Linked DNA regions of Homo sapiens: regions 1 and 3 are each linked to region 2. A link is an interaction called in ENCODE POLR2A ChIA-PET data of the cell type or tissue named here. Cell type or tissue: HepG2. All regions are shown on one strand. Each heading gives the region's core, and the rest is flanking DNA. Links, peaks and the distances in the headings are about the cores only.

Region 1 (4,821 bases), core at 333-4,332, 70 kb before region 2:
CCCAGCCCTCATCAGGCCCCTTTCTGTCGGAGGAGCTACTGCCCCACTGCACGGCTGCCCCGCCGGTGGGTGAACTGGACCCCGCCTAGCTCCATCCCGGCGGCCCCCAGGGCAGCGGGTGGAGGGAGGGGGCTGTCCACCTCCTCCCTGCACACGCCCCGCAGCAGTCTGCGTGCGGGCAGGGGCCAGGCCGCACCAGATGGCCCACTGCTGCCATCACAGGCACTAACAGGAATCAGCCTTCTGCATCCAGGCCTTGTGTTAATGTGTGAATGACAAAGCAAAAGACCCCAGTGTGTGAGGCAGGAATTTGGACATCAGAAGGAGGAAAAACAGGATGAAGCTTCCGGAAGGAATAACCATCCCAGCTGTATCACCACACACACCTAGAACCCTTTAGTCAGGAGGAGGGAGGACGGATCCAACGTGGAATATGTAGGATTTTTCCGTTAGCCTGAATGTACCACCAGATGGAAGGAGGGTCAAGAACATAAGTCTGTGCCTTGAGGACTAAACTCTGACCTTTTTTCTCTCCTGCCCAAATTCCTACCTAAGGGGCCTGGGGAGGTCACCCTACAAACCACAAAGCCTCATTGGAGGGGTCTTATTAACCCTGTGTAACTCGGCTCTTTCCAACCTTACTCTGGTGTAACCTCACATGACAGATAAGGAAGAAAATCCAAATATTTTAACCCTAAATATGTTTCTTGGCCATATCTTGAAATGTCCCTGCAGAGCTGTCTCATGTGGGGAAAGTCTATATTCTGTAGAAAATCCTGTTCCCTTTCCAGGCCTTTTTCCTCATCCAGGAAATACTCCACTAAGTTTCTGGCACCTTTTAAGTCTGATAAGAAACATTTACCATCGATTCTCTGTAAGTCTTCTACCTGGAGGCTGCATCAGCGTAATAAGAACCTTGGTCTCCACAACCCCTTATCCTACCCAGATATTTCCTTTCTATTGGTTCCAGGTCTTTAGATAAACTCTTTCAACCAACTGCCAATCAGAAAATCTGTGAATCTGCCTGTGATCTGGAAGCCTCTGCTTCCTGGTGTGCCACCTTTCCCGTCTGAACTGATGTACAGCTTAAATGTATTGATTGATGCCTTATGCCCTATAGCATGTATAAAACCTAGCTGTGCCCTGATCACCTGGGTCACACGTTCTCCGGGTCTCCTGAGGACTGTGTCACGGGCTGTGGTCACTCACGTTTGGCTCGAAATAAATCTCTCCAATATTTTACAGAGTTTGTTCTTTTTGTTGACAATCTTTTAAAATGTCTAATCAGGAGAAAATCCCACTCATACAGAGCACCCAAAGGTGTGCTGGCTGCCCACTGACTATTCCGGTCGACAGAGCCAGGTACAGGGGTCAGAGTCACAGCAGCTCCCGTGGGCCGATGAGGAGGCATGGCTGGGGAGGAGGCTCTGTCTCTCCACACCCGATGGAGGCAGCTCTGCTCCTGAGCTCAGGGTGGACTTCACCTGGAGTTAGGAGTCAGGGGTCTGGGTCCTGCTTCCTCATTGCTCTGGTACCTGAAAAGATAAGCAGTCTCCGTGAGATGGGGCCTGACCCAGCATGCACAAGCCCGGGAAGGAAAGGAGTGAAAGGACCTGCTTCCCTGGGACCAGAGCAAAGAGCAGAAAGAGAGTAAGTGATTGATGTCGCCTGGGTTAGAAGGAGGAAGTAGAGAGGAGCGGGTTAGCGTTAGGGGCTTGCCTGGGCAGTCACAAAGGGCCCCACAGGCAGATGAGCCTGTAAACCAAAAATACATTTCTAAGGCCCCCCAGCTGATAGAGAATGGATGGGCTCCTGACTAAACTCCACCCTCAAGCCTAGAACCTTGGCCTTAAGTGAAAACAGCTGACCTGTTTGCCTTTTTGGCCCTCCCTGTATCCTATCCTGTGCTCATAAAAAGACTTCAGCTGGCAGAGCAAAGAAGCTGCTGAGGTAAGCAGTCAGCGATGCAAGCTGCTGAGCGGTGGGGATGCAAGTGGCCGAGTGTCAGAGACTCCCGATTGACAGCGCTGACTTCAGATGGTGTCGTTTTCCATGGGGAACCCGGCCGGGGAGGACGGTGCTTCACGGCAAGATCACCTTCTTTCCACACCACCCCCTTTCCAGTTCTGCCTTTGTCATCATTCAAACAGTCTGTGTGACCTGATTCTTCCTGGACACTGAACAAGAACTTGGGTGTCAAAAAGGGTGGGTGCAGAAGGCTGTGACCTTGACCCTTTGCTGGGCCATTAACACTTGGCTGTCCACGGACCGCACGCTGAGTGAAATGAGCCACTACAGTTCCTTCCCACAAAGGGGGTCAAGGTCAAAGGAAAAATCCTGTCTCACAATGCATTTCTGAATGCATTTCCTCCATGGCCAGGACACTCGTAAAATTTAACCTAAAAGACTGCTTCAGGCCATGACAGAAAGTGGAGTAAGACAGGTGTCATATACCTCTCCAGCATCAACATCAACACAGACCCCCCACCCCCACCTCCAAGCAGCCTCTAGGCAGGTGTCCTTTGTTCTAACTTCTCAGCTCTCTACCAGGGCCAGCTGCAGGATTTAGGGGCCCAGGGCAAAACACAAATGCAGGGCTGCCCACACATTCCTCTCAGTCACACATCGGGCCCCTCCTGCTGCCTTGTCCTGGTCCCAGTGGGCCACCAGGTAAAAGTGTCACCCTTAAAAATGTTCAATTGATGCAAATTCACATTTAAAGTTAGTTTACTCTGTCCCGGCACAAAAGGGTTGTTTCCAAAGTTACACTGATTAGACAGAAGTGGACCTTTGTCCCAGCTGAGGCCCTCCCATGGGTACCCACCCCCTGAACGGCGGATGCAAGACGGCAACAGTGTTGACTGAATTCAGGCAGTTTCAGGCCACAGCCAACTGGGGAGACAGCAATGAGTGATGAACGGTCGGGGTCCTCTATGCCACGCCATGAAACCTGAACTAACCGGACAAGTTTATCCAGAGCTGGACACGACCCTTTGGGGGCCATGTGGCATGGTGGTTACCATTGGCCTAGTGGTCAGGTCCAGCTTCAGCCTGTGGCTTCCCTGGCTACTGGCTGTGGGACCTGGGACCGGACACTGAGGCTGACTAAGGTTTTTACCTCAAACATGCTTATGGTTGTGTGTACCAAGAGGGTGATGTAAACCAGACAGCAAGTGCCTGGTGAGCAGCGAGTGATTAATAAAAGGGGGTGTGTGTGTGTGATCCATATACGTACACATACACTTATTTTAATTTAGGAAAAAGTGCTTTCTTTCTCTCTCCTCTCTCTCTCTCTGTCTCTCTCTCTCTCGCTCTCTCTTCTCTCTCTCATTCTCTTCTTTCCTTCACAGGGTCTCCCTGTGTCAGACAGGCTGGAATGCAGTGGTGCAATCATGGCTCACTGCAGCCTCAACCTCCTGGGCTCAAGAGATCCTCTGACCTCAGCCTCCCAAGTAGCTTGGACTACAGGCATGCAACACTATATCTGGCTTTATTATTATTATTACTATTTTGTAGAAATAGGTCCTCACTATGCTGCCTAGGCCAGTCTCCAACTCCTGAGCTAAAGTGAGCCTCACTCCTTGGCCTCCCAAAGTGCTGGATTGACAGGCAGGAACCACTGTGCCCAGCCCCCACACACATTTTTTAGTCATCACTGATGGAGTTTGGTCCTGGGTGTGTTGCTGGGCCTGATGAGAACTTCCTCAACAGGTTCCTGATGCGAAACCCCGCGTTTCTCCCTTGAAAGGGGGCAACCAGCTTCTGGGTTACTCTAAGCTCTGAGACAGACCTCTGCTTTTCTTCCCTTCTGCTATCACCTTGTTGAAGAGGGCCCTGCTCTGAAGGCTGCCAGAGGCGCCTGGGCCTGCGGAGATACCTGCTCCCGGCACGTCTCAGAAGCAAAGGCTGTGCACAGCCACTCAGGTCACCTGTGCGGACTCTGTCCCTGGTAGGAGTCCTCCCGTGCGTCCGGGAGCCGGTGCCATAGCTTGTCTCTGACCGAACGCCCACTGGCAGAGGTGTAGAAAGAGGAGCTCTTAGAGTGTGACTGCAGTCCAGGTCCAGCCAGAGAGAGACTTCATCCTCCTTATGACTGTGGGACTCAAGTATGTCTGTCATTAGGTGGAGGCTTGATCGATAGGCTCAGCCGCCCTGGTGTTCTGACTCTTGTTCCACTCACTGCATGAAATGAAGCTGGCGGAATATTGCTACAAAAGAATGATCGTGGCAGGAGGCGGGGTAGAGCAATGTCAGGTCACGGTGCGTCTTGCACCGAAATATTAAGGCAGTTGTAATGATCTTTGTCTCACAGAAATGAACAGAGTGATGAAGGAGGCTCAGAGAAAGGCAGCTGAGAAGAGCAACAAGGTAGAAAGGCTGACTTAAAGTAGAGAAATAAAAATTCATCCAGCACCTCCCAAGGTCGGACATTGGTCAAGAAACGCCCAAATAGTTCAGGTCGTTTAACTTTGCTCAAATTCCTCAAGGCAGGTATCACGACTCCTCCTGCTTTAGAGGTGAGAATGCCAAGGCTCCCGAGGGCTGAGTAAGGAGCCCTGGTTTGTTTGAGTGCAGGTAACACAACAGGTGTTAAAGCCCAATCTTCAGGGTCTTAATCCAACAGAAGTTAACTTTCGCTTAGAAAAAGTTCAGCACCAGAGTTCCTGGTGGATAAGCGACTTCCCACAAGGTCATTCCTGGGCCTTCTCTGTGTCTCCCCACCCTGTCCCCCTCTGAGGGTTTCAAGTCCTCGGAAGGTTCTAGATCCACCCTGCATGGAGCGCAGGGCCCCACTGCTTGTTTCCATTGCTGAGCCCAACA
Region 2 (4,821 bases), core at 312-4,311:
ACTTGCCTAAGGTGGCACAGCCCTGGGGCATGCGGTGTGGACCTGCCTTTCCGCTGACAGAGACCCTGCTCTTCCTCTGTGGCGTCTTGAGCGTCAATGGGCAGCCTCATTACTGCATCCTAGAGATGCCACAGCCTGTGGAAATTGGGGTCCCAAATCTGTGACCTGCTGGGACGAGTCACAAGGTGGGGCCCACAGATGCTACCTGCCTGGGGGGTCTGTGGCCTCCTCCCTTTTGTCCCCATGCCCCTACTTGGAAGGCTCAGATGAAACCATGGGCACACTTTGTCCTACCCCCTGGCTACTCGGAAAGGTGCTGGGATGCTTCAATTTATACCTAATGAGAAGGCCCTTCTCTTTCTGACTTTAAACCCTCTTAGCTTAGGGGCAACCTCAGGCCCAGACAGGGTGACCTTCCTTCCCAACATGATGCCAGACCACACCCAAGGCCCTCCAGGCTGAGGCTGCGGGTCACGCAGCAGGTGTATGGTGCAGAGCATTGATTTAGAGCTAGCAGCACGCATACACATCAGCTCACAAATTAAATGTCAAGGTTCCAACTAAAAAGACGACTTCCAGAGCATTAAGGGAACATTGAGCATGAAGCAAACATTGAGACAGTTCCAGAGGATGGTTGAGACGGTTGAGATGGTTGAGACAGTTCCAGAGGACGGTTCCAGAGGACGGTTGAGATGGTTCCAGAGGATGGTTGAGATGGTTGAGACGGTTCCAGAGGACAATTCCAGAGGATGGTTGAGACAGTTGAGATGGTTGAGACGGTTCCAGAGGACGGTTGAGATAGTTGAGATGGTTGAGATGGTTCCAGAGGACAATTCCAGAGGACGGTTGAGATGGTTGAGATGGTTGAGACGGTTCCAGAGGACAGTTCCAGAGGACGGTTGAGATGGTTGCTCCAGCACTGACCCACCTCCAGGCCCCTCCAGGCCATGATGATGGCCCTCATCGCCTGGCGGTTTCCCCTCTGCACCCCCAGGCGCGGTGACCCACGTGTCCTGCATGATTGCCCTACTGCTGTGGAGACCTCGTGCTGACCATCTGGCAGTGTTCTTCGTATTCTCTGGCCTGTGGGGCGTGGCAGATGCCGTCTGGCAGACACAAAACAATGGTGAGTCCCCAGCCCAGGCCCCTTCCTCTGTGGCAGCAGGGGGCGGTCCCTGGCCAAGGCAACTGTGGGGCTCATTAGATGCCAATGGGCCAGAGCCAAGAGAGATGAGTTGGGAGAGACGGGAGGGCCAAGAGGGCTTTGATGTCGCCTCTGAGTCTGATGTATTTTCTCTGAGCATTTATTCAGATTCATGATGCAAAACTGGAAAACCACCCAAGGTTCCTTCTGGGCACCATTCCCTCAGGATGATGTGGTTTTGCTTAAGTCAAGTCGCCCATTCGAGCTGGGGTGCAAGACTCTCTACCCCTAGGACAGCAGTCTCTTCATGACTGAAAACCTTTATTCAGATGTGCTTGTGAGCAGAGGCACACTCCCGTGTACCTGGGCCTGGGGTGTAAACATGCAGAGCCTTCCAAGGAGCCCACGGGACGATGGGAGGTGGCAGTGTGAGCCACAAGCCACACACATCACAGGTCACTAGGGTCAGTGTCTGTGGACGGGGCTCTGGGGCATCCTGGGCAGTGGTGGGTTTTCTGGGAGCAGCAGGTGGGGGCCCTGTGGATGTGGGGGAGCAGGGGAGGCCAGGGTGGGCTTCCTCCTAGAGGCTACATCTGCATCACGTATGGGCTGACCACTGTCCAGGTGGGGTGGGGTGCAGGAGGAACCAGGGCAGGAGGTGGCAGGGATGCTCCAAGGCCTTGCTGGGGCTGGGGCCCCTAAGAAGGCGGCCTGGGGGGAGTGCAGAGGAGTGGGGTGGAGTGGCAAGTCGGGTCCCCAAGTGTGGGGCCAGCATGTGGGGGAGGGTCAGATGCACCTAGGTCACTGGAAGCAGCAGAAAGCGCTGACACCCAGGAGTGACTGGGAGCTATGTGGAGTCGGCCCCGTGTCACAACAATCAATTCCAAAAGGCAGGTGACAAGGTCCAAGGTGCGGCCCTGTGGGGAGCCGGGAGGGCTGGTTGTCGGATAGAAGGTGACATCCCATGATGATGGCAGGAGCCAAATGCCAAAGTCCTCACAGAATAGGGTGGCCTGGCCAGGAGGTCAGGCAGGGCAGTGAGGACACGGATGGGAGATGAGCGGGAGCCAAGGAGCCAAGCAGGAGCCAGGGAGGAAGGGGCCCCAGGCTCAGGCAGCTGCACTAGAGAGGCCTGAGGGCAAGAGAGCTGGAAGGGGACATGGCCGTTGCACCTGTAATCCCAGCTACTCGGGAGGCTGAGGCAGGAGAATCACTTGAACTCCGGAGGCAGAGGTCATAGTTAGCCGAGATCGCACCACTGCACTCATGCCAGGCTCTGCTGAGCTCCGAGGTGCTTTGTGCGGGCTGGCTGTGTTTTCCACAAGGAGATGCGTGAGAGCGTTTTGGAGGAAGGTCACTAGGAAGAGAAGGAAGCTGGGGCAGTGTGTGTGGCCGCTTGCCGGAGGGTGTGCGTACTGGGTGGTGTTGAAAATGACACAGATGAGGACTTAGGGTAGGAACCCTGAATTTCCCAAAAAACCCCATCTAAGGCCCCGAGGGGTGTCAGAGGCCCAAAGAGGCAAGACTGCGTGTCTAAGAGATGCTGATGAGGTGAGATGAAGTGTCCTCTCGGAGGTGAGCATGGCTCACATGAGACCCTCTTCCCTTCAGGAGAGACTTCACCATTCTGCCTTTATCTGGGAAACACTCGGGGCTTAGAAAATGGAAAAAGCAAACCCACAAACGAACTACAGGCCAATGTTTCTGAGATGACAGACCTGGCTGCTGTCCCTGCACTGAGGATAAAGAGCACATGTGACCTCAGATCGCGGACAGAACACTCCAGCCACGTCCTTTCTTGTCTTCCTGGTGGGTTGCGTATCCACAGGACAGCTGAAAATCACCTTTGAACAAACCCACACTGTTGGATTTAAGGAGCCGTGTTTCACAGTCCTTTCTGCTGCCCCAGTAATGCAGGTGGACCTAGTGAAGCTCTTCACCAAAATGCGTGTGTACTTGGCCCAGCGCCACACTCTGGCTTGTTGGGATCAAGGCCTGGAGGCTGGAAGGGGTAGACTGGACCCGAGGCCAGGCCGGGGCATTGCTTAACAGAACAAATACTGATTTAATGGAGGGGAGACAAACAGCAACTCACTTTGGTGTTCTTGGCAGTGCAGAATTATAAGCTAGTGGCATGTCACCTCGCTGCAGGACTCTTAGCTACGTTACCAATAAGCATCAAACAGTATTTGTTTAAACTGTCCCCTGGATGTGTGGCAGAGCCGGTGTTTCACTGAGCTCCCCAAATGCACATCCCATTACCAGAAGTGCACCATGACTTATCTGAACTTACATGAATTTTAAAATGTATTTACACATTAAATGAAAAGGAGAACACTGGGACAAATATCCCCACAATATTCCATACGATAATTCCCTAAATGCTCCCAATGAATGTGATCATTCATATTTGGTTTTTGTTCTTCCTGAGCTATGTGAACAGTGGACTTAACTCTCCTTTTCCTTATATGGACACATGATACTCTCAGGGAAAGCCTTGTTGAATTGTGCAAACAAAGTTACCTAAGGTCAAACAAAGAGTATCAACGTCCAAGTCCGGTGAATGACTGGAATAAAGACTCCCTTTAATAAGGGATGCTAATTTAAATTGAAACTGTTTCTGTCTTTCTGTACAGGAAAAAGTAATTTTTTTCAAAAATAAACCAAACTGGCCGGGTGCGGTGTCTCACCCCTGTAATCCCACCACTTTGGGAGGATGAACCAGACAGATCACTTAAGCTCAGGAGTTCAAGACCAGCCTGGCCAACATGGTAAAACCTCATCTCTACTAAAAATACAAAAATTAGCCAGGCGTGATGGCACATGCCTGTAGTCTCAGCTACGAGGGAGGCTGAAGCTGGAGGATCACATGAACCTGGGAGGCAGAGGTTGCAGTGAGCTGAGATCACGTCATTGCACTGCAGCCTGGGCGACAGAGCAAGACTCTGTCTCACAAAAAAAATGTTGGGGAAAATATTTTCATATACTTGAGAAGCTCCTGTGGACTTTATACTCGCAATCGTCATGCGTGAGTGGCATTTTAGTGCCGCGTTCCTGCACTCCTGGCAGGCTGGCTCTCCATGCAGCACAGCACACACACAAGGTCTCTGTTCTCTATTTTTTGAAAAAACTGGAAATTTTATGTAGCTTTGGCTACATCTCAAGAACAGCTCTCTTCATTTTTGTTTTTCTAAGTAGCAAGTTAGATTTCTAATCCTATTCTCCCCAAATGTATGCTTTCCTTTAAGAACATATGTGGACCACGTATGTTCTTAATTAACGACACCGAATAAAACCCAATGCACTTTGTCCTCACCTTTCAGTCATCACTGCTCAATTTAAAGACTGGTCCTTACAGTCTCCCACTTAGAAGCAGGTCAGAAGACTTCACCATTTGAGCCCCTCCTTCCTGGGCCAGAATTGAGGATCCCTGGCTCACTGTCCCACTGGGCTCCAGCCATCCCCTGGCCTCTGCAAGGGGAGATCTGTGCCAGGCACTCCTCTCTGCTTATTCCCTCAGACAGCTAATGAAAGATGGGTGCAGTTGCCATGGCAACCCTTCCCCGCCAATGCGCTGCCATGAAGATACAGAATGTCTAGTCTAAAAATACTCTTTTGCTCTGTTGGCTGTTTTCAGGGTGATAAACTCAGAAAATCTCACTTCTTCAGTGCCCTAT
Region 3 (4,821 bases), core at 304-4,303, 52 kb before region 2:
TGAGAAAAAATCTGTCCTTAAGTCATTTCTCTCTTTTTACATTTTACTATATAAGATTTCAGGAGAAGCCAAGGCATGCCTTTAACCCTTAGCTTAGAAATTTCTTCAGCCAAGTATTCTATTTAATTCCTCTCATGTTCTACCTTCCGCAAAACACTGGGACACAAACACAATTTAGCCAAGCTCATTGCCACTTTATAACAGGCATTGCCATTCCTCCAGTATCCAATAGTATGTTACTCATTTCCATCTGAGACCTCCTTGGAATGGCTTTAACTGTCCATTTCTATGAACATTCTGATGACAACCACTTGGACCAGCTCTCAGAAGACTCAGGCTTTCTCTACAGCTCTCCTTATCTCCTCAGAGCCCACCCAGAATCCCCTTTAGTGATCTCTTTGTGGCCATGCAGGCTTTTTTCCAGCAAAACTCTTCTAGGCTTTCCCCATCACCCGCTTCCACTTCCATCTTTTAGGTATTGGTTACAGCAGTACCCCAGTCCTCAATACCAATTTCCTTAGTCTGTTTGGGCTTCTGTAATAATATACCATAAGCTGAGTGCATTATAAAGAGAAGGAATTTATTTCTCACAGTTCTGGAGGCTGAGAAGTCCAAGGTCAAGGAATAATTGGTGTCTAATAAGGCCCCATTTTCTGACTTGTGCATGTAGCCTTTTTGCTGTGTCCTCACATGGCAGAAGGGACAAAAGGCCTCCCTCCAGTCTCTTTTATAAGGGAACTAATTCCACTCATGAGGCTCTTCCCTCATCACCGAATTACCTCCCAAAACGCCCACCTTTCCACACCATCACATTGGGTATCAGATTTCAATATACACACTTTGAGGGGACATAGACATTCAGACCACAGCAGTCATTTTTCTTTAGTGGAGAAAGAAACTCGTAAGTGTGCCCCTCAGGGGATCGTTCATCACCTAGATACTTTGCCTGCAATTAAGATACACTCTCACCAGGGGGCGTTATAGTCCAGGCAGCTATTTCTCCATAGGCATTGTTACCACCAGGAAATCCAGTTACACTTACATCTAACTACCCTCTTTTAATGAGAATATATCTCAAGAACATGAAGTTATTCTGATGCTGCTAAATGTAAAACAGTAGGTCACTTGTCCACACTCACCTGAGACTGAGGCAGTGCCACGCTGGGCCTGAGTGTCTTTCATTTCCTGGTGTTGGACTTTGAGCCATTAGAACCGTGAGCAGCTTGCAGTGTGTCCTTGGTGGGCCCAGCTTTCTGGGGTTACCAGCTGCAAGGTGGCGAGTATTCAGCTTGCCTCTGAAGAGCCTTTGTCTTGCTTTCCGGAGGTGATGGCCAACCGCACAATGACTAAAAGCTCCTTTCCTCTGAAGAGGAATCAGGGCTCAGATCTGCGACATAGCCCTTGAAAACTGAAATTTGGCTTTTTGCCCCCTTATGGATTTAGCCTGAATGTCTTCCGGAGTCTAAGGATATGTTGTCTGTAGTCTAAGGATATGTTTTCTTGATGATGATGTTACTGATGGAGGGAACAATTACAGCTTCCATTTATTGAGGGTTGACCATACATCAGGTGCTGTTTTGCTTTCATCATCAGTAGTTAATTATTACTAGTAATTGTTTGTATGACTTTCTAGAGGGTTTGCTTTAATATATTCAAATAAATACACATTTCTACTCCTCTTTTACTTAAATGGTAGCATACTATATACACTGTTCCATACCTTGCTTTTTTCTCAATAATTTACCATGGAGTACTTTTCTCATTAATATATAAGGAGGGGTTTTTTTTTTTTCTTTTGAGACCAAGTCTCTGTTGCCCAGGCCAGAAGGCAGTGGTGCAATCTCGGTTCACTGCAACCTCTGCCTCCCAGGTTCGAATGGTTCTCCTGCCTCAGCCACCCAAGTAGCTGGGATCGCAGGCATGCCTGGCTAATTTTTGTATTTTTAGTAGAGATGAGGTTTCACCATGTTGGTCAGGCTGGTCTCGACCTCCTGACCTCAGGTGATCCACCCACCTCGGTCTCCCAAAGTGCTGGGATTACAGGTGTGAACCACTGTGCCCAGTCAGGGTTGTTTTTGTTTGTTTGTTTGTTTTTCTTTAAAAAAAACAACAACAATTGTATAATGTTCTTCTGTAAGGAAGTGACGTTTATTTAACCTATCCCCAACTGAAGGGTATACCTGTTGTTTCCGATCTTGCTATTACACACCGTGCTGTAGTGAATGCCACATGAAACTGTATACATCACATAGGGACAGATGTATGTCTGCCATTGTGATGGGCTGTGACAATTTACACTTTTGAGCAATACATAAAAACACTTACTAGATGCTTCTCCCCACCCATCCCAGTAGTACTAACAAATTATTGAATCTTTCCCAGTGCTGCAAACATGTTGTCTCATTTAATTCTCACACCAGCCTGTTTACTGGGCGTACAATTGCCGTGGTTCAGAACTGTGCCGTGAGCTCACCTGGCTGGGGAGAGAGGGCTGGTTCTCAAGCAATGGTGTTATGCTGCATTCCCAGTAATCCCTTTATCTTAAATTTGGTTAGGATGTTTCTCTAATCAGATGTGCAGAAGGTTATCATTTTATTCAATTATATATATATATGTATAAATATACACACAGACGTATACCCTGCCTCTTACAGTATATTTATTCAACCTGACTTTTGAAAGGTTAAAAATAAATTTGTAGCACCTACATATCCCTATTAAAGTACTGAAACTTCCGTTTTATTAATGGGGTTTCCTTTTCTTCTTGGCTGTGGATTTTTAGATAGTTACCTTTAATGTATTATCAATTTCTGTCTTGAATCCAGGTAATCAGATTTTGTAAGTAAGAAAATATGAGGGGAGGGGCCAAGATGGCCAAATAGGAAAACTTCTGGTCTGTAGCTTCCAACGAGAACAACGCAGAAGGTGGGTAATTTCTGCATTTTCAACTGAGGTACCCAGTTCATCTCACTGGGACTTAGGCAGTGGGCCCAACCCTCAGAGGGGGAGCAGAAGCAGGGTGGGACATCAATTCACCTGGGAACTACAAGGAGCTGGGGGACCTCCCTCCCCCAGCCAAGGGAAGCTGTGAGCGACTGTGCTACCCAGCCCGGATACTACACTTTTCCCCTGGTTTTTGCAATCTGCAGATCAGGAGCTTCCCTCTTGTGCCTACACCACAAGGGCCCTGGGTTTCAAGTGGCTGTTTGGGCAGACACTGAGCTAGCTGCAGGAGTTTTTTTCATACCCCAGTGGTGACTGGAACCCCAGCAAGACAGAATCATTCACTCTCCTGGAAAGGGGGCTGAAGCCAGACAGCCAAGTGGTCTCGCTCAGCAGGTCCCACTCCCACGGAGCCTCGCAAGCTAAGAACCATTGGCTTGAAATTCTTGCTGCCAGCACAGCAATCTGAAGTTGACCTGGGACAATCAAGCTTTGTGGGCGGAGGGGCATCGCCATTACTGAGGCTTTGGTCGGTGGTTTTCCCCTGACGGTACTGAGGCTGGGAGGTCTGGACTGGACAGAATTCACCACAGTGTGTCAAAGCAGCTGTGGCCAGACTGCTTCTCTAGATTCTTCCGCAATGGGCAGGGAATCTCTGAAGGAGGTTAACAGCCCCAGTCAGGGGCTTACAGACAAAACCCCCATCTTCTGGGGACAGAGCACCTGGGGGAAGGGGCAGCTGTGAGCGCAGCTTCTGTGGATTTAATCATTCCTGCCTGCCTGCTCTGAAGAGAGCAGCTGGTCCTGACAAGAGGGATTCTCCCAGCACAGCGCACCAGCTCTGCTAAGGGACAGACTACTTCCTAAGTGGGTCCCTGACCCCCCCTGCCTCCTGACTGGGAGAGACCTCCCACCAGGGGTCAACAGACACCTCATATAGGAGAGCTCTGGCTGGCATCAGGCCAGTGCCCCTCTGGGACAAAGCTTCCAGAAGAAGAAGCAGGCAGCAATCTTTATTGTTCTGCAGCCTCCACTGGTGACACCCAGGCAAACAGGGTCTGGGATCTGCAGTGGACCTCCAGCAAACTGCAGCAGACCTACAGAAGAGGGCCCTGACTGTTAGAAGAAAAGCTAACAGAAAGCAACAACATCAATATCAACAAAAAGGACCCCCACACAAAAACCCCACCCAAAGGTCATCAGCCTTACAGATCAAAGGTAGCTAAATCCATGAATATGAGGAAAAAGCAGCACAAAGTGCTGGAAATTCCAAAACCTAGAATGCCTCTTCTCCAAATGACCACAACTCCTCTCCAGCAAGGGCACAAAACTGGACAGAGAATGAGACTGATGAATTGACAGAAGTAGGCTTCAGAAGGTGGGTAATAACAAGCTCCTCTGAGCTAAAGGAGCGTGTTCTAACCCAATTCAAGGAAGCTAAGAACCTTGATAAAAGGTTACAGGAACTGCTAACTACAATAACCAATTTAGAGGGGAACTTAAATGACCTGATGGAGCTGAAAAACACAGCAGGAGAACTTCATGAAGCACACACAAGTATCAATAGCCAAATGGATCAAGCAGAAGAAAGGATATCAGAGATTGAAGATCAACTTACTGAAATAAGGCGTGTAGACAAGAATAGAGGAAAAAGAATGAAAAGGAACTAACAAAGCCTCCAAGAAATAAGGAACTATGTGAAAAGACTAAACCTATGATTGATTGGTGTACCTGAAAGTGATGAGGAGAATGGAACCAAGTTGGAAAACACACTTCAGGATATTATCCAGGAGAACTTCCCAAACCGAGCAAGACAGGCCAACATTCAAATTCAGGAAATACAGAGAAAACCACTAAGATACTCCTCGAGAAGAGCAA

The links. ChIA-PET counts read pairs that join two places held together with the same protein. Peaks named below come from ENCODE experiments on the same cell type or tissue, not always from the same donor. Only the 100,000 strongest peaks of a DNase experiment are listed, where the experiment ranks them.
Region 1: POLR2A ChIA-PET joins it to region 2 with 5 read pairs; 1 of 35 experiments calls an interaction of 5 or more read pairs at or near these places.
Region 3: POLR2A ChIA-PET joins it to region 2 with 5 read pairs; 4 of 35 experiments call an interaction of 5 or more read pairs at or near these places.

Annotation. Positions count from the first base shown.
Region 1 is chr6:167,236,271-167,241,091 of GRCh38, forward strand. It overlaps HPAT5 (human pluripotency-associated transcript 5), which reads left to right. Exons shown (of 4, transcript NR_157263.1): 4 at 971-1,242. LOC102724220 (a long non-coding RNA gene) reads right to left here. Exons shown (of 2, transcript NR_187777.1): 1 at 3,930-4,821; 2 at 1,238-1,535. Among named protein-coding and RNA genes, the nearest start is that of HPAT5, 10 kb to the left of the region's middle. In HepG2, for the core only: no CTCF peak of the experiment used is centred there; DNase peaks (open chromatin) are centred at 2,091 and 2,831; H3K4me3 peaks cover 1,503 bases.
Region 2 is chr6:167,306,785-167,311,605 of GRCh38, forward strand. UNC93A (unc-93 homolog A) reads left to right here. Exons shown (of 8, transcript NM_018974.4): 7 at 995-1,126. Among named protein-coding and RNA genes, the nearest start is that of TTLL2, 16 kb to the right of the region's middle. RefSeq lists a silencer at 917-1,211. In HepG2, for the core only: no CTCF peak of the experiment used is centred there; DNase peaks (open chromatin) are centred at 2,067, 3,117, 3,577 and 4,117; H3K4me3 peaks cover 396 bases.
Region 3 is chr6:167,255,152-167,259,972 of GRCh38, forward strand. No RefSeq gene overlaps it. Among named protein-coding and RNA genes, the nearest start is that of HPAT5, 29 kb to the left of the region's middle. In HepG2, for the core only: a CTCF peak has its summit at 971 (motif pointing right); no DNase peak of the experiment used is centred there.